Regions from separate parts of the Homo sapiens genome. Here region 1 is linked to region 2. A link is an interaction called in ENCODE POLR2A ChIA-PET data of the cell type or tissue named here. Cell type or tissue: PC-9. All regions are shown on one strand. Each heading gives the region's core, and the rest is flanking DNA. Links, peaks and the distances in the headings are about the cores only.

Region 1 (10,621 bases), core at 960-8,959, 93 kb before region 2:
GAATCTAGTGCCTGATGATCTGAGGTGGAGCAGTCTCATTCTGAAACCATCCCCTGCCTGGGTCCATCTGTGGAAAAACCGTCTTCCACGAAACCAGCCCCTGGTGCAAAAAGGGTGAGGGACTGCTACTTTAACTTACCTCCTTGATCACTTTATCCTCCTTTTCTTCATAGGAATCCAAACCTTTCACCATGGATTTCTTGAATCTAAAAAGAAAAGGGGCAAAACCACCCAGAACCCATTCCCCACCAGTTAAAACGAAAAGCTCCTCAGTAGATATTTTTTTAATTTTGAGAAATTCCAAATTCAGAAACAAAACAGTATAGTAAGCACCTATGTACCTCTCACCCAGAGTCCTTGTAAACATTTTGCCATACTGGCTCCACTTCTTTTGTACAGACACACGTCCTTTTTGCCAAAACAAAATAGGTTTAGACGTCAAACCCTATTTTCAACACACATCTCCCAAGAGGAGGAACATTCTATACAACCATGATACCATTACCACATTAAGAAAATTCTTCCTTTTAGTGTTCAAATATTTGGCTGGTTAGTATAGACATGGTTTACATGTCTTCAGACTTGAGTGTAGGCATACAGGCTATATTCACATTTCCCTCGTCTCAAAAACGTGCATTATGCCTTCTCTACTCTCACCTCCAATCCCAAAGTCCAACAAAAGATCACATGGAATCCAGCTATTAGGTCTCTAGTCTTCCCCTAGTCTGGAACAGTCTTACTGTTTCCATTACTTCACATCCTCAGAAGAATCCAGGCCAAATCTTGCATACTGTCCTAAATTTCTTTGTCTTTTTTTTGAGACGGGCTCGCTCTGTTGCCTAGGCTGGAGTGCAGTGGCACAACCTCAGCTCGCTGCAACCTCTGCTCAAGAGGCTCCCAGGCTCAAGAGATCCTCCTGCCTTAGCTTCCTGAGTAGGTAGGACTACAGGACAGCACCACTATGCCTGGCTAATTTTTGTGTTTTTTGTAGAAACAGGGTTTTGCCATGTCACCCATGCTGGTCTCGAACTCCTGGGCTCAAGCAATTCTCCTGCCTTGGCCTCCCAAAGAACTGGGATTACAGGCATCAGCCACTATGCCTGGCCTTAAATCAGTAATTTGTACTGTCACCTCCCTATTCAAATGCCTCCATTCCTTACTTGTATCTTCCTTTTGCCATAGTGAAAACCCTGGTTCTCAAAACCCTGGTTCTCAACACAAAGTTTCAGTATAATACCAATACCACTATCAACAGTGTTCCCTGAGAGCCTTGAATATATCCAAGGAGACAATGGCTTGAGCCACACCTTACCGAATTGTGGCTGAAAGGCTTGTTTAATCCTCCTGGAACACGAGGGTGGAAGGTCTGCCAGAAGCTGCTATGAGGCCATCTCCCACTTCCCTCCCCATCTCCCCTAGGAGGTTGTCATCAAATGGTTTCTCATCAACTCCCAGGTTCTGATGAGGTATGGGGCTTTCTGTTCCACCCCTCTCAGATTAAAATTGCAGAATATTAAGCCACTTAGTTTTAAAAAATCATTTAAGCCAGGCGCGGTGTGGCCCACGCCTGTAATCCCAGCACTTTGGGAGGCCGAGACGGGTGGATCAAGAGGCCAGGAGTTCAAGACCAGCCTGGCCAACATAGTGAAACCCTGTCTCTACAAAAACACAAAAAATTAGCCAGATGTGGTGGCAGGTGCCTGTAATCCCAGCTACTTGGGAGGCTGAGACGAGAATTGCTTGAACCTCGGAGGTGGAGGTTGCAGTGAGCCGAGATCGGGCCACTGCACTCCAGGCCAGTGACAGAGCAAGACTCTGTCTCAAAAATAATAATAAGTTGTAGGGAAAAGAAAGAAAGATCAGACTGTCACTGTGTCTATGTAGGAAGGAAAGACATAAGAGACTCCATTTTGAAAAAGACCTGTACTTTAAACAGTTGCTTTGCTGAGATGTTGTTGATTTGTAGCTTTGTCCCAGCCACTTTGACCCAGCCACTTTGACCCAACTTGGAGCTCACAAAAACATGTGTTGTATAAAATCAAGGTTTAAGGGACCTAGGGCTGTGTAGGACGTGCCTTGTTAACAAAATACTTACAAGCAGTACATCTGGTAAAGGTCATTGCCATTCTCTAGTCTCAATAAACCAGGGGCACAATGCACTGTGGAAAGCCGCAGGGACCTCTGCCCTTGAAAGCGGGGTATTGTCCAAGGTTTCTCTCCATGTGATAGTCTGAAATATGGCCTCGTGGGATGAGAAAGACCTGACTGTCTCCCAGCCCGACACCTGTAAAGGGTCTGTGCTGAGGTGGATTAGTAAAAGAGGAAAGCCTCTTGCAGGTGAGATGGAGGAAGGCCACTATCTCCTGCTTGCCCCTGGGAACTGAATGTCTCGGCTTAAAACCCGATTGTACATTTGTTCAACTCTGAGATGGGAGAAAAGCTGCCCTGTGGCGGGAGGCGAGACATGTTTACAGTGATACTGCCTTGTAGTCTTTACTCCACTGAGATGTTTGGGTGGAGAGAAACATAAGTCTGGCCTACGTGCACGTCCAGGCATAGTACTTTCCCTTGAACTTAATCGTGATATACATTCTTTTGCTCACATGTAATTTGTTGACCTTCTCCTTATTATCACCCTGCTGTCCTACTACATTCCTTTTTGCTGAAATAATGAAAAATAATAATCAATAAAAACTGAGGGAACTCAGAGGCCGGTGCCGGTGCAGGTCCTTGGTGTGCTGAGCACCAGTCCCCTGGACCCACCGTTGTTTCTTTATACTTTGTCTCTGTGTCTTATTTCTTTTCTCCGTCTCTCATCCCACCCGACTAGAAATACCCACAGGTGTGGAGGGGCAGGCCACCCCTTCAATAAGTAAAATTTAAAAACAACAAAAAAGCCACTTAGCTACTACAGTCTAGATTTGATTCCCCAGCAACAGAATATCCCACAACTCACACTGGGGTCATCCAGTCCTTTTTGTTTCAGTGTTGTCCTTTTTGGTGTATGAAACAAGGACCTGAGAAGCTGGCTCTTTGGTCTTCCTTTTCTTTTCACTGTCTATGTAAGAAACCATCTAAATCTAAAAGTGCCTCCTCCTATCTTTACCAGTCAAATCAACCAAACCTTGGAATTGCCTTGTGTGTGTATGTTTGACAATTTACAAGGTTCAAAAGTAAAAATTAGGCTGGGCACAGTGGCTCATGCCTGTAATCTCAACACTTTGGGATGCCAAAGTGGAAGGACTGCTTGAGCCCAGGAGTTTGAGACCAGCTCAGGCAACATAGTGACCCTGTCTCTACAAAAAATACAGAAATAGCCAGGTGTGATGGTGCACACTTATAGCCCTAGATACTTGGAAGGCTGGGGTGGGAGGATTGCTTGAGCCTGGGAGGTTGAGGCTGTAGTGAGCTGTCATTGTATCATGGCACTCCAGCTTGGACAACAGAGCAAGACTCCATCTCAAAATAAATAAATAAATAAATAAAAAGGCCAGATTAGGTGGTTCACATCTGTAATCCCAGCACTTTGGGAGGCCGAGGTGGGCGGATCATGAGGTCAGGAGTTTGAGACCAGCCTGACCAACATGCTGAAACCCCATCTCTATTGAAAGTACAAAAATGAGCCGGGCGTGGTGGCACGTGCCTGTAATCCCACCTACTTAGCAGGCTGAGGCAGGAGAATCACTTGAACCTGGGAGGCGGAGGTTGCAGTGAGCCAAGATCATGTCATTGCACTCCAGCCTGGGTGACAGAGCGAGACTCTCTCCAAAAAAAAGAAACGAAAAGAAAACTATATTTAGGTTGCCGGTATCTCCTGGCCACTGGCTGCCACTACAGTTCATTTATCTGGAACCTGGGCTCCTGAAGATGCAGCACTGGAGCAGAGAGATGATGTTGACAGGGTGTCTTAGTCCATTTTCACACTGTTGATAAAGACATACCCAAGACTGGGTAATTTACAAAGAAAAAGAGGTTTAATAGACTCACACAGTTCCATGTGGCCGGGGAGGCCTTATAATCACAGCAGAAGGTGAAAGGCATGTCTCATGGTGGCAGGCCAGAGAGAATGAAAACCAAGTGAAAGGGGAAACCCCTTATAAAATCATCAGATCATGTGAGACTTATTACCATGAGAACAGCATGGGGGAAAACGCCCCCATGATTCAGTTATCTCCCACTGGGTCCCTCCCACAACGTGGGAATTATGGGAGCTACAGTCAAAAAAATTTGGGTGGGGACACAGCTAAACCATATCACAGAGGTTGATGAATGACCCAGTCACATTAGAAATAGGTGGACTAAGCCAGGCGCAGTGGCTCACGCCTGTAATCCCAGTACTTTGGGAGGCCGAGGCGGGTGGATCACGAGGTCAAGAGATCGAGACCATCCTGGCCAACACGGTGAAACCCCATCTCTACTAAAAATACAAAAATTAGGCCGGGCATGGTGGCTTACGCCTGTAATCCCAGACTTTGGGAGGCCGAGGCAGGCGGATCACGAGGTCAGGAGATCAAGACCATCCTGGCTAACAAGGTGAAACCCCGTCTCTACTAAAAATACAAAAAATTAGCCAGGCATGGTGGCGGGCGCCTGTAGTCCCAGCTACTCAGGGAGGCTGAGGCAGGAGAATGGCGTGAACCCAGGAGGCGGAGCTTGCAGTGAGCCGAGATCGTACCACTGCACTCCAGCTTGGGTGACAGAACAAGACTCCATCTCAAAAAAAAAAAAAAAGGTTGGGTGTGGTGGCCTGTGCCTGTAGTCCCAGCTACTCAAGAGAATCGCTTGAACCTGGGAGGCAGAGGTTGCAGTCAACTGAGATCACGCCACTGTACTCCAGCCTGGCGACAGAGCAAGATTCCATCTCAAAAAAAAAAAAAAAAAAAAAAAAAAAAAATCCTGCCTACTCTGAAGGCCAAGGCAGGAGGATTGCTTGAGCCCTCAGGAGTTTGAGGCTGCAGTGAGCCATGATTGTACCGCTGCACTCCAGTCTGGGTGACAGAGCAAGACCCCATCTCAAAAAAAAAAAAAAAAAAGCATCTCAAATTATTTAACCAAATGGACTAAGCACATAATAATAATGGACTGTACAGACTGCCAGGTTTCTTTCCTATACTTTGTGCGATTATCACCAGGAAGTTTCTCTCTGGGTCTCATAATCCACAACACCTGAGTGTATCACATGAGTGTGCAGGACAATGAAGACACAGTGGAACACAACTAGACTTTCTGTAGACTAACCTGGAAGGCAGGTCTCTAATTTCCAAACCAGAAGTTCCTGGAAACTGAGTTCAAGGAAATAGAAGAAACTGATTAAAAAAAAAAAATTACAGTGTGGTTGAAGTCCAGAAATTTCTAGGCAGCTGGCTGGGCACAGTGGCTTGTCTGTAGTCCCAGCACTTTGGGAGGCTGAGGTGGGAGGATTGCCTGAGACCAGGAGTTTGAGACCAGAGGAAAAGAAAATGACAATGTGGAATTGTAAAAAAAAAAAATTTTTTTTTTTTTTGAGACGGGGTCTCACTCTATGTCGCCAGGCTGGAGTGCAGTGGCATGATCTCGGCTCACTGCAAGCTCCACCTCCTGGGTTCACGCCATTCTCCTGCCTCAGCCTCCCAAGTAGCTGGGACTACACACACCCACCACCTCGTCTGGGTAATTTTTTGTATATTTAGTAGAGACGGGGTTTCACCGTGTTAGCCAGGATGGTCTCGATCTCCTGACCTCGTGATCTGCTGGCCTTGGCCTCCCAAAGTGCTGGGATTACAGGCATGAGCCATCGTGCCCGGCCAAAAATTTTTATTTATTTGAGGACCAGAGAGAAGTTTTGTGCTTTAGCAGACTCCTCCGTGTTTTCTTCTTTTCACCCTGTTCAAAGTTTCCAGGTATTGGCTTTTTTTTTCTTGCTGTTTTTGAGACAGGGTATTTTGCTCTGTTGCCCAGGCTAGAGTGCAGTGGTGTGATCACAGCTCACTCCTGCCTCAACCTTGTGAGCTTAAGCAATCCTCCTGCCTCAGCCTCCCCAGTAGCTAGCACTACAGGCAAATGTCACCATGCTTGGCTAATATAATTTTTTTTTTTTAGAGATGGGGTTTCACTATGTTGTTCAGGCTGGTCTTAAACTCCTGGGCTCAAATGATCCTCTGTCTCAGCCTCCAAAAGTGCTGGAATTACAGTCATGAGCCACTGCAACTGAATTGCCTTTTTTTTTTTAAAGAGACATTCTTGCTATGCTGCCCAGCTGGAGTGTAGTGGTGGGATCACAGCTCACTGCAGGTTCAACCTCCTGGGCTCAAGTGATCCCTCAGGCTCAGGTGATCCCCCTGCCTTAGCCTCCAGAGTAAGTAGGACTATAGGCTAGCCTCCAGAGTAGGTAGGACTATATGCCCAGCTAATCCAGATACCCTTTTTATTAAAAATCTGAAAATCAGGCTGGGACCAGTGGCTCACACCTGTAATTGCAGCACTTTGGGAGGACAAGGTGGGTGGATCATGAGGTCAGGAGTTCGAGACCAGCATGGCCAATATGGTGAAACCCCATCTCTACTAAAAATACAAAAATTAGCTGGGCATGGTGGCGCATGCCTATAGTCCCAGCTACTCGGGAGGCTGAGGCAGAAGAATCACTTGAACCCAGGAGGCGGAGGTTGCAGTAAGCTGAGATCGTGCCACTGCACTCCAGCCTGGGCAACAGAGCAAGACTCTGTCTCAAAAAAAAAAAATCTGAAAATCATTATGGTATGTCATCTACCCTTATTATAATGCTAAAATGATTTCTGATAAAATAGTTCCTAACTCAACTAGAAAACTATAAAGAATGAAAGAATGAGCAGAGTACTCATGATGCCTTTGAGTAAAATCGAAACATCATAGAGCGTGATCTAATTTCCAAATCAATAGGCAGTATTGTAACATTAAAGGAAAGCTATTCCAATCACTTAGAAATACTTGCTAAGTACTGCTTTTTACAGTTATGACAACTGTTTCTATGCATATGAACCAAGCAACCAAATATCTATAACCATGGAAATATCTGATTAGAAATATTTCTAATTTGGGCCGGGCTCGGTGGCTCACGCCTATAATCCCAGCACTTTGGGAGGCCAAGGCAGGCGGATCACCTGAGGTCGGGAGTTCGAGACCAGCCTGACCAATATGGTAAAACCCCATCTCTACTACAATTACAAAAATTAGCCAGGTGTGGTGGCATGCACCTGTAGTTCCAGCTACTCGGAAGGCTGAGGCAGGAGAATCGCTTGAACTCAGGAGGTGGAGGTTGCAGTGAGCCAAGATCATGCCACTCCAGCCTGGGCAACAGAACAAGACTCTGTCTCCCAAAAAAAAAAAAAAAAAAGAGAGAGAAATATTTCTAATTATTGGCCGGGTGCAGTGGCTCACGCCTGTAATCCCAGCACTTTGGGAAGCCAAGGTGGGTAGATCATTTGAGGTCAGGAGTTCGAGACCAGTTTGGCCAACATGGTGACACCCTATCTCTACGAAAAATACAAAAATCAGCCCCTTTTCACAAGATGGCACCAAAAGCTAAGAAGGAAGCTCCTGCCCCTCCTAAAGCCAAAGCAAGGCTCTGAAGGCCAAGAAGGCAGTGTTGAAAGGTGTCCACAGCCACAAAAAAAAGAAGATCCGCGTATCACTAGCCTTCTGGCGGCCCAAGACATTGCGACTCCGGAGGCAGTGCAAATATCTTAAGAGCACCCCCAGGAGAAACAAGCTTGACCACTATGCATCATCAAGTTTCCTCTGACCACTGAGTCTCCATGAAGAAGACAGAAGACACACGCACTTGTGTTCACTGTGAATGTTAAGCCACAGCACCAGAGAAGCTCTATGACACTGATGTGGCCAAGGTCAACACCCTGATTCGGCCTGATGGAGAGAAGGAACATGTTCGACTGGCTCCTGATTACAATGCTTTGGATGTTGCCAACAAAATAGGGATCATCTCAACTGAGTCCAGTTGGCTAATTCTAAATATATGTATATCTTTTCACCATTAAAAAAAAAATTATCAAGGCATGGTGGCGCATGCCTGTAATACCAGCTACTCAGGAGGCTGAGGCAGGAGAATTGCTTGAACCTGTGAGGCGGAGGTTGCAGTGAGCCGAGATCACGCAGCTGCCCTCCAGCCTGGACAACAGAGCGAGACTCCATCTTGAAAAAAAACCTGAAATATTTCTATTGGATTCTGAATACAAAATTTCGCATGGGAGAAATCTTACTTCTTATGCCTGTTACAGTATAATTCCCAAATGTACCATCAGAAAAAAAAAAAAAAACCAACAGCTTATTTTTAAAAGTATACATAGAAATCTTGTTTCTAGGCCGGGTGTGGTGGCTCATGCCTGTAATCCTAGCACTTTGGGAAGCCGAGTCAGGTGGATCACTTGAGGTCAGGAGTTCAAGACCAGCCTGGCCAACATGGTGAAACCCCATCTTTACTAAAATACAAAAATTAGTCAGGCGTAGTGGCACAAGCCTGTAATTCCACCTACTCTGGAAGCTGAGATGGGAGAACTGCTTGAACCTGGGAGGTGGAGGTTGCAGTGAGCTGAGATTGTGCCACTGCACTCCAGCCTGGGCAACAGAGTGAGACTGTCCAAAAAAAAAAAAAAAAATCTTTTTTCTATTCCTATCAACTCTAAACATTTTTACTGACCCACAAACTGGGTCACACCAACTGGTTACACTAACTGATATGTGATCAGTTTCTTTTTTTTTTTTTTTTTTTTTTTTGAGACAGAGTTTTGCTCTTGTTGCCCAGGCTGCAGTGCAATGGCATGATCTTGGCTCAGTACAATCTCTGCCTCCTGGGCTCAAGCGATTTTCCTGCCTCACCCTCCCGAGTAGCTGGGATTACAGGCACAAACCAACACGCCCAGCTATTTTTTGTATTTTTAGTAGGGATGGGGTTTCACCATGTTGACCAAGCTGGTCTCGAACTCCTGACCTCAAATGATCCTCCCACCTCGGCCTCCCAAAGTGCTGGGATTACAGGTGTCAGCCACTGAGCATGGCCATGTGATCAATTTCATTAACTTCTCTAAAAAAAAATTCGTATTTCTTTTTAGAGATGGGGTCTTGATACACTGCCCAGGATGGCCTCAAACTCCTGGGCTCAAGCTATCCTCTTACCTCAGCCTCCTGAGTAGCTAGGACTACAGGTGTGCACCACCACATCTGGCAGTTTCATTAGTTTCTTGATTATCCTTTAGGCATTCCTTTTTGAGAAAATAAGCAAATACAGTTGACTCTTGCACAGCACAAGTTTGAACTGCACGAGTTCACTTGAAAATTTTTTTGGAGATTTGCAACAATTTGAAAAAACTTGCAGATGAACCACATAGCCTAGAAATATGGAAAAAATTAAAAAGGTATGTCATGAATGCATAAAATATATGTAGATACTAGTCTTTTATGATTTACTACCATAAAATACACAAATCCAGGCTGAAACGGGAGAATCGCTTGAACCCGGGAGGCAGAGGTTGCAGTGAGCCGAGATCGCACCACTGTACTCCACCCTGGGTGACAAAGCAAAACTCCCTCTCCAAAAAAAAAAAGTTAAAATTTATCAAAACTTACACACAGAAACACAGACTGTACATGGTGACATTCGCGGTCAAGAGAAATGAAAATAAATGTAAAGATGCAATATTACATAACTGTATAAAATTATAATCCAAACTACAACTGTCACAATTTTGTAGCCACCTATTGCAGTGAACTCAAGTGTTGTATCTGCTTAAAACACAGTAATGCTGATCATCTTGTAAGCAGTTGTCTCACCAGTAAATTGCATATTACAGTAAAAGTGATCACTCATGGTTCCTGCATATTTTTCAGTAATGTCATACCATTAACCTCAAATAGTAACGTGGGACCTATAGGAGGTGCCACTAGTGATGCCTGAAGCACTCCAAAGAAGCAGAGAAAAGTCATGACATTACAAGAAAAAGCTGAATTGTTTGATATGTACTGTAGATTAGGATCTACAGCTGCAGTTGCCCAGCATTTCAAGATAAATGAATCCATGCACATTGACAAAATCTATGTGGAAAAAAAAGGGTGAGGGGTAAGCATGGTGGCTCACTTTGGAAGGCTGAGGCAGGCGGATTGCTTGAGCCCAGAAGTTCGAGACCAGCCTGGGCAACATAGCAAAACCCCATCTCAATTTAAAAAAAAGAATTTTTTTTTTCCTTTTGAGACAGAGTTTCGATCTTTTGCCCAGGCTGGAGTGAAGTGGTGCGATCTCGGCTCACTGCAACCTCTGCCTCGCCAGGTTCAAGCGATTCTCCTGTCTCAACCTCCTGAGTATCTGGGATTATAGGCACCCACCACCACACCCAGCTAATTTTTGTATTTTTAGTAGAGACAGGGTTTTGCCGTGTTGGCCAGGCTGGTCTCAAACTCCTGACTTCACATGAGCCACCATGCCTGGACAAAAAAAATTTTTTTTTAAAGGCAAAGAAAAAAATAACTAAATCCAGCCTAAGGAACACTGTAAAAAAAAAAAAAAAAAAGGAAATTCATGAAGCTATCACTGCACCTATGCCAGGAGGCATGAAAACCCTGCATGCTTTGCACAATACCTTTTTATCTTCATATTGAA
Region 2 (10,621 bases), core at 1,569-9,568:
TCCTGGAGCTGCAGGCTGTGTGGACTGTGTGTACATGTTTCTGTGGTGTGTTCGTGGGGGGTGCTGGGGTGATGGGAGGAGCGGGGACATAGATTGCTAGAAGGGGGCTTCTAGCTTTGACCCTCTCTCCACAGGGAGCCCCCAACCCAGACCACACCCTTGAGCCTGAGCCCGACATTATTCCTGAGGTGAGAGGTCTGTGTGCCCCTGTGTGTCCCTCTCAGCCTCCCTGATTTCTGTCCGCGGCGGCCGCGTCACCCTGGCTTAGCCTCCTGCTTGGCGTTTTGTCTTTTGGGCTCCCTTCTCTTGGCTTTCTGCCCCCATCTCTCCTTTCATTCCCCTCCCTCCAGAGGAGGGAGGTCTCCTCTGGCTCCTGGTGGGCAAACAGGCTGACCAGAACCCTAGACCCAGTCAGGTGGGGAGTGGGGCCGGGCTGGGAGGGGTTAGAGCCAGGCTCCAGTGAGAGTCCAGCCCTTCTCTATCTCAGCGGATCTCACCCCCCACCCGCCCCACCCTGCGGGAGGCAAGGAGATTCCGCCCAATCGCCCTGGAGGGCAAGGTACAACTTCCTGGTTATCCCAAGTCCTTGCTCCTCCTCGCTGGCTTGGCCTCTTCTGGCTCAGTCAAAGCCAGGGTGGCTACCAGCCACAGTAGTGTGGTTTCTGCCCTGGCCCCTGGTCCCCTAGCGTACACATGCGTGCGTGTACACACACAGACACACAGACACAGACACACACACACACACACACAGCCTCTTCCCTCCGCCAGCCCCCCTTCCTTACTTAGCAACAACTCCCTGAATTCACAACAAACACGCCTGAGGGCTCCCGGTTCGACTAGGGAAAGCTGGAGGAAGCTGGGGACTGGGAGGAGGCACTTCTCCTAGACCATCCCCAGGAGGGAGGGGCTTCTCATCCCCTCACCTCAGCCCCGAACCTCTCCACTGAAGCCACCCCCCAAGGGACACCAAGGAAGTGGTCCTGCTCTCTACTGAGGAATGAAAGAGATGGGGAGCATTGGCCAGGTGTGGCTGAACAGGTGGGTGGGGGGCAGGGCTGGGACTCCACCCTCACCGGTGAGTCCCACTTGACCTTTGACCCCCACCTGGGGCCTCTCACGAGCCCGTGGTAACTCTTGGCAGGGGCTCTGTGCTGTTGTCTCGGTGACTAGCCTTGTGCCCTCCTCTGACCGGCAGGGACAAGGATGGGTGAGGAAGTAACGGACTGGAGTTGGGCGGGGCTGGGGGAGGCTGGAGAACTTTGCTCTGTCCTGGCACCACAGGCCAGGCCAGGCGGGTACCTGGGTTGAGGGAGTGGGGAGCGGTGCTCTCTCTCTGATCTTCCCTGGGCAAGCCCCGGGCACATCAGGCATGGAGGGAGGATGTGAGGAGTGAGAGGGTGGGGCCTGGACACCCATGCTTTCTTTCGTCATCGTTCAGAGGACTGATACTGTGGTGCATCTGGAGTATTGTGAAATGGCCCAGAACCCAGATGCCAGGGTGTCTGAATTCAAATCCTGCTTCTTCTAAAATTATGGGCCTTAGGCGAGTTATTTAACTTCTCGGCATGTCCCTTTTCTTAGTGGGAAAGTGAGGATAATAAGAATACTTTCTTACCAGATTGTTCTGAGGATTAAACTAGAGGATGCACGTGAAGCATTTAGGACTGGTGAAGTTACAAAGTAAATGCTCAATAAATGTTGGTGATCCTCCCCTCATTTGATTAGTCAGAGCTCTTCACAGGAACTTTTGATCCTCCCAGGGGTTTTAGCAGGGAAAGAATTGATGGTGAGAGAGGGAGTGTGGGGGTGGGGAAGAGACAGCCTTTCCACACTCCAGATTCCTGGATTCTAATACCCCTCCAGATCCACTGTTTGCTGCCGCCGCTTCCCCATCGTTGGTGCCTGCTGACTTCTTGATTGCAAGTTTGCCAAATAGCCAGGGGCCTGGAGAAGGCCCAGGGAGCTTAGGACACGTCTCCCTCGCTATCTTCAGGCTTCCCAGGGCCAGCCCTCCTCCCTGAGGCTGTTTGCTCAGTTCAGCTCAGCACTCCTCCCACTGCCCCATCCCCTGCTGCTCTGCTCTCACCAGGCAAACAAGACATTCCGTCCTTAAATGGCTTAAATGGCCGCCTCCTCTCCTTCCTGGCCTAGGGGTCAGGGACCTGGCTTGGGGAGAGAAGTGTCAGTGTGGAGCTGTGACCTGGATGGCAGCTGTTAGGAACACCTCAGGGCCCTGGACCCCGGATTCCCTGTGCCGTGCCTGGGCATTTCTCTGAGGGGCAGTGCCCAGACCTATGATCATGTGGGGGAGCCCCGATGGGCCTGTCTGTCACCTGCTGGACACAGATGGTCAGGGAGGGGGCATCCTGAAGCCCAGAAGGGGAGTGGGGTAATATCAGCATCTACAGCGTCCAAGGGACACCTCCAGAGTCCTTCCCTGAGCTGCAAGGGGGAGTGTGGACAGTGCTAGGAAAAGTTCTGCCTTAACCCTGTGTGCTGGCAAGGGAGAATGCTGAGTGGGGCCAGGTGGCCAGGGCTCCTATAGGCCCTGGGGTGAGAGTGGGATGGTGGAGGGGCTGAGGCTTGGGAACTTCTGGATGAGGAGCCCAGGAGTGGGCGGCAGGGATGGGGTGCCCACAATGAGGTGGGGAAGCTATGCAGACAAGGTGGGTAAAATCTTCTGGGGACTAAGATGTGGTAGAAGTGCCTAGGATCCCAGGGCCCCTGGGTCTGAGGCCTGGACTTAGCTAGCAGGTGCTCTCTCTGGCTTGGTACCAAGAGGGGTGGGCTGGAGCCCCTGGCTCTGCTTATCATGTTCCTCTGGATCTAGAGAGGACACCTCCCATCCATGGGCCTGGGGGATGAGGGCTCAGGGTCTGCCTGGGCCATGCCTTGCTACTGGACTGGCCATGCCTCCTGTGCCCAGCCCCTGGGGCCTGTTCCTTGGGCAGGCTGGGGCTATTTTTGGGATCGGGCTGGGGCTCTGGGGCCGGTTTCAGATGTTCCAATGTGAACACGAGAAAATGGGAACAGATGGCTGGAGGGTTCCGATCAGTGGGTCCTGCTGGGCGCAGGTTATTTTTAGGGCCTTGTTAACCCTTTGGGGGCTTCTGGGGCCACCCTGAGAGATACAGCCCTGTCTAGTTGAGAAGAGAACAGGTTTTCTCCCTGGGCCCCCTACTTTCCAGAACTGCTTGTCAGTTGTTCTTTCTCTCCCAGACCCTTCCTTTGAGATCCATGGCAAGAGAGTAGGCTTAAGCTTTCTCCCAGCCCAAGTACTACAGGGTGACTGCCAAGGGGCAGGCAGGGAGAAGGGGACCTGGCAGAGGGGAGGCTGGCTCTCTTGAAGGGAAATCCCCCTTCACTTGCCTCCTGGACTTTTGAGACATGGTCCTGAGGCTAAGAGAGTGGACAGCCACCCAGCCCCTCTCTGGGTTCATGCTCTGGATTTGAGTGTGTCGGTGAGCCCAGGATGCCCAGGAGTGTGCCAGCGGAGGGAGCTGACCTCTGAGAGGAGGGCAGGGGAGGAGCCAAGTCTTTTTACTTGGTACCACTAATATGATGCCCACAGGCCCTGTTCTCTTGGACACTCACAGGGAAAATATCTGGACAGTGCCTGCCTTTACCAAATGCCCACATATTTGGGTGCCATGGCAGGAGGTAGAGATAAGGAAATTGAGGCCAGAAGTGGTTTGTCAAGGGCTGGTGTGTCTTAGGCATTCTGTTAGTTTCACTACTGTTACCTCACTCTATAAAATTATTCTCCTTTTGCAGATGAGGAAGCTGAGGCTCAGAGGGATAAAGGGAAGGACAAGGCCCCATAGATGAGAAGGGGCAGGGTGTGATTGACACTGTCTGACTACAAACTTGGTTTTTTTTTTTGAGACAGTCTCGCTCTGTTGCCCAGGCTGGAGTGCAGTGGTGCGTCTCAGCTCACTGCAACCTCCGCCTCCTGGGTTCAAGCAATTCTCTGCCTCAGCCTCCTGAGTAGCTAGGATTACAGGCGCCCACCACCATGTCTGGATAATTTTTGTGTTTGTAGTAGAGACAGGGTTTCACCATCATGGCCAGGCTGGTCTTGAACTCCTGACCTCGTGATCCACCTGCCTTGACCTCCTAAAGTGCTGGGATTACAGGCGTGTGCCACCGCGCCCGGCCCTCAAACTCAGTTCTTATTCCACTGCATCATACTGCCTGCCAGGGCCCCAACCTCAGAGGGCGAGGCCACCAGGCACCAGACCTCCTCTGGGAGCAGCTTTACTGAATGGGTGTGGGAGAGGAGGCCTGGGGACAGGGGACCCTGCCTGTCACTGCTCTCACAATCCCCTAAGCCTTTCTTGCCTGAGGGTGCCAGGACTGACACCAGAAACCCCGTGTGGCCTTCTGTCTCCCTGCAGAGGTCACAGGCATACATCCTGTCTCATCACCCCCACCCCTCCCGGCCTGGCCCACGTGCCCCTGCATCCTGGAGGGTCATGACAGTCTGGATGTCAATGTGGGCAGAGCTCGTGGGGCCCCCAGGTGCTGCTGCTGCCAAGAGTGTGAGCCATCAGGGGAGGTGAGGGGCCAGGAGGATGCCTCTGCCTCTGGCTGTACCTGGGGAGAGAGCAGAGCAGGCAGGCAGGCGGGCGGGCGCTGGGTGAGGTCCCACCGTGGTGCGCTTGGCTGTGCCAGCAGTCTGCTGCACTCCATCCTCCCACAATGGCCCCATTGTTCCCAGCAGCCAGGCAGTTTGGAGGAGGTTCCTCGGCCACCCCTACCCCCCTAAATAGGGGACAGATTAACCCCTTGGAGGACTGAGGCCAGGTGAGGGCCCACAGGGAGCTGCCTTGCCCATCTCTGCCTGTTCTGGGAACCCAGGCTTGGGAAGTTACCTTCTACCCATGTGAACCCAGCACCACACCACCTCCTGAGATGGGAGTCTCCATAGGGTAGAGAGTGGCACCTGGATCATCTCCTACCCCCACCCTGGTGCAGGTGCCAGGGGACAGGAAGTACCAGTGGGGCGGCGGGCAGAGACCAGATATATTTGGGCCGGTGGGGCTAATTCCAGCCACCACTGCCTGCCCTACTGGCTCCTGAGCTCCTTTCCTTCCTGTGAAACCAGAGCTAGGTTGGGCCTAGCTCAGGATTTCGGTGGATTTAAAGAGGCAGCACCATCCCTGCCAGCCTGGCTCCCTCTACCCTCCCCAGGTAGGGTCTGGGGCAGAGAGAGGACTGGAGAGCTTCTTGCTCCTCCCTTGCCCTGGGCTAACCCCTGGCCCTTGCCTCTGTTGGGGTACCAAGCTTTTGGCACTCCTCTCTCCCAGAGCCTTGGGCGGGTGGGGTGGGCGGGGGTGGGCTGTGGTTTCCTGTGTTGGTTGTTTGTGCCTGGCCCAGAGTGCCCGCCGCCTGCCTGGGCTTCCTGCCCTGTCTTGTTTCCTTGTGCCCCCCACCCCCTCTCTACCCCTCCCCCTGTGGGAGGGAGCAGCTGGGGATTGGGTAGCTGTCTTTGGGGGCACCCCACTGCCAGGCCATGATTGCTTCCCAAGGCCCGGCCACACTGACAATGACTGTAGGAGCCAAGAGAAGTGAGGTGACCTCAGGCCTGTCCAAGCAATGCCACTTGTCTGTGCAGGCTCCAGAAGGGACAGTGGGCCAGAATGGGCAAAACCGCCGATCACCCCCCAGTACCCTGTTCAACAATCCCAGACTAGAAAGGTCTGGGACCAGGAGTTTCCCTGGTCCTGTGGAGCTGGGGTTGTCTGACATTACCCTAGGGCTGCAGGTGGGGTGGGGCTGGAAACTCCCAGGGAAAACCTCCCAAGCAAAAATGGCTGATTTGCATGGTCTCCTTTGGCACAGAGTCGGGGGAAGTGTGGAGAGCTACTAGGAACCAGGGCCATGGGAAGGCCCCCTAAGCCTGGAAGTCCCCACATCGAGGGTCCCAGAGCAGCACCTTGGTCCTTGAGCAGATTTCCTGCTGGGCTACGAATCCTTGACCTCCCTGCCCGCTGAGTCACCACCTCAGGAAGAGGAAGTGACCTGAGTGGTGGAGAGAGCTTCTGAGGACTGAGGGGTCCTGACACCCAGGAGAAAGGGGATTTGGGACCCTGTCGTCTCGGGCGCTGTATCTCCCTGAGCCAGAGGCCAAGGATCTCGTTCGCCCTGTTGTCCCCAGCAGGGTCCTGGGCTTTCACGTCATCACAGGGGGCCCTGGCAGCTCAGGAGCATGAACCCTCCAAAACATTTCCTCACTGCCTCTTTGGGGTGGTTTTGAGCTAGGCAGTGACACTGCTGGGCCAGCTGGTGAGCCAAGCAGAGGCTCCCAACGTGGGGGCAGCTAGGAGCAGGCAGGTTGCCACTGGATGTGTGAACGCCTGCCCTACCTGTGGTAGTTGTGTGTGGAGCAGAGCCGGTGTGTCATACCTGGAGGCTCTGGGCATCTGAGCCTTCCTCAGCTCCCTCCCCCAGCTAGGATCAAGTCCACTTTAACCCTTAGCAACCCTTAGGCTGCTAGCTCCTACCCTCGCGTCACTCGGGGTGGGGGAGCGGATGGATATCTCAGGCCCTTTGTCAAGCCGCCTCTTCCGCTCCTCCGATTCATTCTCCTGGTATGCGCCTGGCCTTCCACTCAGGTGACTCGCACCTGCTCCCTGTTTGTGAGCTTGCTACCCCTCCCCACCTAACCCCCTAAGAGGGAGGCACGGTGACGTGTTCCCAGAGCCCCATCCCTTTGCTTTCTCGTACCTCAAGGGCCCCTGGCCTGGTACTAGCAAGCCCCCTTCACTGGGTGCTTTAAAATTGCATTGGGCTGGGATCAGCCCTCTTGGCTTCCCATCACCAGGCCTTCCAGGTGTCTTCGGAGACTGTGAGTGTGTGGAGGAGGAGGGGTCTTCGGGAGCTGGGGCAGACTCTTGAGGGGCAAAGGGGGGAGGTGTGAGATGGGAAAGTCCTGACTCATCCACGCTTGACTCAGCTCGCCCTGCGGCGGGGTGGGAGAGAGGGGGTGGAGTCCCGGAGGGGAGGGTGACTGGAAGAGTCTTCTGGGGAGGAGCCTAGGCCTGAACGGCCACTGGAGAGGACTGATTTTCTAATAGCCCCTTCCCAAATTCTTACAGGTTCTCAATTTTTGAGGCTGTGAACATAGGTAGTGAGTGGCCCTTGCCCTGCCCCTCCCCCCTTATGGGGGACCTGGGCACTGTGGCTGGAATGTGGGAAGCCCAACTATCTGATGCAGGCTCAGAGGAGCAGTCATGGCTGGCGTGGGGAGGTGGGGTCACTGCAGTGTCTGGAATGAGGGTCCGTCCCCACACTGCCACATACTGGATATGTGACTCAAGGTCACGCCACTTCCTTTTCCCAGACCTCAGTTTCCTCGTTGAAATGGGGTCGATCCTTTTGAGAATCAGCGAGCTGGTGAAGGGAGAGCCTGAGATGCATGCCAGCCAGGAGCCTGCTCAGAGCCCTGGTATCTCAGTGACTCCAGCCTCTGCCTCTGCTCTTCCCTGGTTGTGATGGAGAAGCTGGGGGTGGCGGGCTGCTTCCCAGGCAGGTCCTGGACTTTGGAACCTTCCCCCAGGAGCCTTCCTCCCCAGAGACACGGCTGGAGTGGCGAAGGCCAATGTGCCCTAGGGTTAAGTTGGGGTTAGACTCCCGCAGGGTGGCAGGTGGGGCCCCCTCACCCCCAGGTCCCCGCCCAGCCTCCAGCAGCCCCGCAGGGAGCATCAGGAGTGTGCACCGGTGTCTGGCCGGGCCTGTCACCGGGACGAAGCTCCTGGGCCCAAGACTCCTCCCCTTTGACCGGGATCGGCTGCTGGAGGGCTGCTGGAGGGCGGGTAGGGGAGGCGAGGGGGGAGCCAGGGCTGGGGGCGGTTGGGTGAGGCCTCTGTGTTTGTGTAAGTCTGTTGCTGTATCTATGGCCCTGTGCGTGTTTCTTTGTGACTACCAGGCTCAACTTTCTTCGGCTCTCTTGTGGCCGGCCTCAGTCTTTTCATCTGTTCAATGGGTCCGGCGCTCCCACTCAGCCCTCGGGCAGCCCCGGTGTCTGCGCGTGCCCCAGGCTGTCTCCGCGCCTCCCGCTCCGGCGGCGCTTCCCTGGCCTCGGCGCGCCTCTAGCTTCCTGGGCTCCGTGCGTGTCTTGTCTCCCTGTCCACGTGTGAGCTGTGAGTGTGTGTGAGTCAGAGTTCGGGTGTCTGTGGGTCTCTGAGCCTCTGCTGGCAGCACCCGGGGCTCGCCAAGCTCTTGCCGGCTGGCGCGCGCCCAGCCCCTGGCGGGACTTGTCCGTGTGTCTGTCCGCGCGCGGGGCCTGGAGAAGCACGCTGCAGTCCTGTCCGCCTCCCGCTCGCTGCCTCGCTGGCTGTCGCTCGCTCGCTCTGCCTCTCCGCCCGGGCTCTGCCGAAGGGGGCGGGGTGGGGGTGCAGGGCGGGGGGAGGGGAGGCTCCTGCATTCTTGCGGTCGGGGAGGAATCCGAGCCAGCGTTACTGGTCTCCAGAAGAGCCCAGCTGCAGCCCCGGGGCCCCGCCAGGCCTCTCGCTGCCCGCCCGGGCCTGCTGGGATGGGCACGGGCTAGGCCTCGAGCTGGGGACGGGGCGGGGCGTGGCCCCAACCCCGGGCCCCCTCCACGGCTGGAGCGCTCTGGGGGTGGGGCACGAGGGGTACCCCACCCTGGGTGAGGGGCGCGTCTGGGAGCAGGAATCCCTCAGGGGGCCAGGGGAGACCTCACAGCCGCCCCACACGGCACCTTTGCTACCTAGCCTTTTAGTGAATTCTGTCTCTGCCGCCCGTCGGGGCGGAGGCTTGCTGGAGACTGCAAGCCCCCTGAGGGCAAGGTGCGGGAGGGATGGGGACAGGGCTGGCCTCCAGGATCGAGACCCCATCTCGTAATCCTCTTTTTCCAGTGCCACCCCACCCTATCCAGCTCCCTAGTCCCAGGGCTGTTGGGTCCTCCCTTCTCCCCTCCCCCTCTGACACCCCCTCCCCAAGTCACGAGTTTTCTCTTTGGGGCTTGTTGCTGCAGTCCGTGCTCCAGTACCGAGTACCTGGCTGGGCCCTGGGCACGCACAGGGGCCGTAGCCCCACTGTGTGTGGGAGCCATGAGGATCCTGGCTAACAAGACAAGGTGTGTGGGTGTCGTGGCGGGTGGGATGTGTGTGTGTGGAGTGCGGGAAGGGAAGGGCCCAGTGGTGATGGGGCCCAAGCTGTGCTGGCCAGGAGAGGAGCCGCCCTGGGCACCTGGCTCCCAGGCCACCAGTGGGCTAAAGGGGGGTTAGCATGGGAAGGCCTGGCCCGAGGCAGGAGGCGCAGCCAGCCTTAGTGCCTGGGCCTGGGTGGGGGGCAGAGGGGACTGGCAGCCAGCTATGCTTGCGGCTTCTGGTCCCTTCTAGTTCTTCCCTCCTTAAAATGGTTTGAGCAGACCCCCTCCCACCCTACTGTGGGGTCCGAAGGCCGCCTCTGGCCTCAGTCTAGCTGGAGGTGGGAGCTGGAGTAGGGGGCGGTGCCTGCCTCCCTCCCCCCTCCCCGGAGAAGCCGGCAGACAGGGCCAGGCGGCAGCAGCAGGACAGCAGAGCTGAAATAAATCTGAGCTGGTGTGGAATGAGGGGGGATAAATATCCTCTCCCGTGATGTGATCTTTCCAGCGGCTATTAATAGGTCTCCGGGGAGGGGGAGGCGGCGGGGGGAGCGGGCTGGAGCTTAAAGGGCCCGCAGCCTAGGCTGCAGGAATCCTTGGCTTCAAGCTACACTCCCCATCTGCTTGACACACCGCTCCCCTCCCCCTTTCCTCCTGCTTCTGCCTGCCGGCCTGGCCTGCCAAGCCCCCCTCCTCAGGCCTTCCCCTCCAGCTGTCTGGACCAGTGGGTAGCACTCCCTGGTGTGCGTTTTCCCACTGTCCCTGGGGAATGAGACCCGGGCATGTGCAGTGACCCCAGGTCCTGTGGCCCTTCTCTGCTGGTGTTGGGACATATGGGAGTTGAGGTTTGAGACCTTGGAAGGAGTCTGAAGACAGCAGATCTTAGAAGAGAGGATGCTTAAGTCTGATACAGAGGACAGGGTTGCCACAGAAGCTTGCAGGCTGATGGGTGTTTTGGGGCTGAGGTGGGTGAATTCTGCCAACTCTAGGCCCTGGTTTCCATTCAAATTGTGGAGGCTAGGGGGTGGAGGGTTTCCCCATCTCCACTCCCCAAGGTGGATGAGGGCTTCAGCCCTTGTCTGAGGAAGCCATGGAGGGAGGTAGAGAATAGCTGGTGGTGGTCTTGAGATACCACCCCTTCCCCCCACCCTCCCCCATTGTTAGGGGAGGCAGGATGGGGTAATTAAGTTGCAGGCATGCCTAGCCCCTAGCAAGGTTAACTTTTCACATTTCTCCCACCTCCTCCCAGGTTACCCCACCCCAGGAGGAGAGAAGCTCCAGGGAGCCCGCCGCTGTCCCCCCGCGGTCATTGCCCCCCTGCCCCAGCCAAGCCAATGCACCCAGAAAATAAATTGACCAATCATGGCAAGACAGGGAATGGCGGGGCCCAATCTCAGCACCAGAATGTGAACCAAGGACCCACCTGCAACGTGGGCTCGAAGGGCGTGGGGGCGGGGAACCATGGGGCCAAGGCCAACCAGATCTCGCCTAGCAACTCAAGTCTGAAGAACC

The links. ChIA-PET counts read pairs that join two places held together with the same protein. Peaks named below come from ENCODE experiments on the same cell type or tissue, not always from the same donor. Only the 100,000 strongest peaks of a DNase experiment are listed, where the experiment ranks them.
Region 1: POLR2A ChIA-PET joins it to region 2 with 10 read pairs; 23 of 35 experiments call an interaction of 5 or more read pairs at or near these places.

The regions. Positions count from the first base shown.
Region 1 is chr11:119,000,349-119,010,969 of GRCh38, reverse strand. CENATAC (centrosomal AT-AC splicing factor) reads right to left here. Exons shown (of 11, transcript NM_198489.3): 4 at 140-206. It also overlaps the pseudogene RPL23AP64. Among named protein-coding and RNA genes, the nearest start is that of CENATAC, 7.5 kb to the right of the region's middle. In PC-9, for the core only: no CTCF peak of the experiment used is centred there; no DNase peak of the experiment used is centred there.
Region 2 is chr11:118,908,393-118,919,013 of GRCh38, reverse strand. BCL9L (BCL9 like) reads left to right here. Exons shown (of 10, transcript NM_001378213.1): 2 at 135-188; 3 at 8,999-9,100; 4 at 10,359-10,621. The coding sequence starts at 9,075. MIR4492 (microRNA 4492) reads right to left here and starts at 8,306; the gene lies at 8,227-8,306. RefSeq lists enhancers at 1,633-2,174, 3,799-4,340, 4,341-4,880, 5,175-5,284, 5,963-6,504 and 5 more. In PC-9, for the core only: no CTCF peak of the experiment used is centred there; DNase peaks (open chromatin) are centred at 2,033, 6,553, 6,953, 8,453 and 5 weaker places; H3K4me3 peaks cover 6,989 bases; H3K27ac peaks cover 8,000 bases.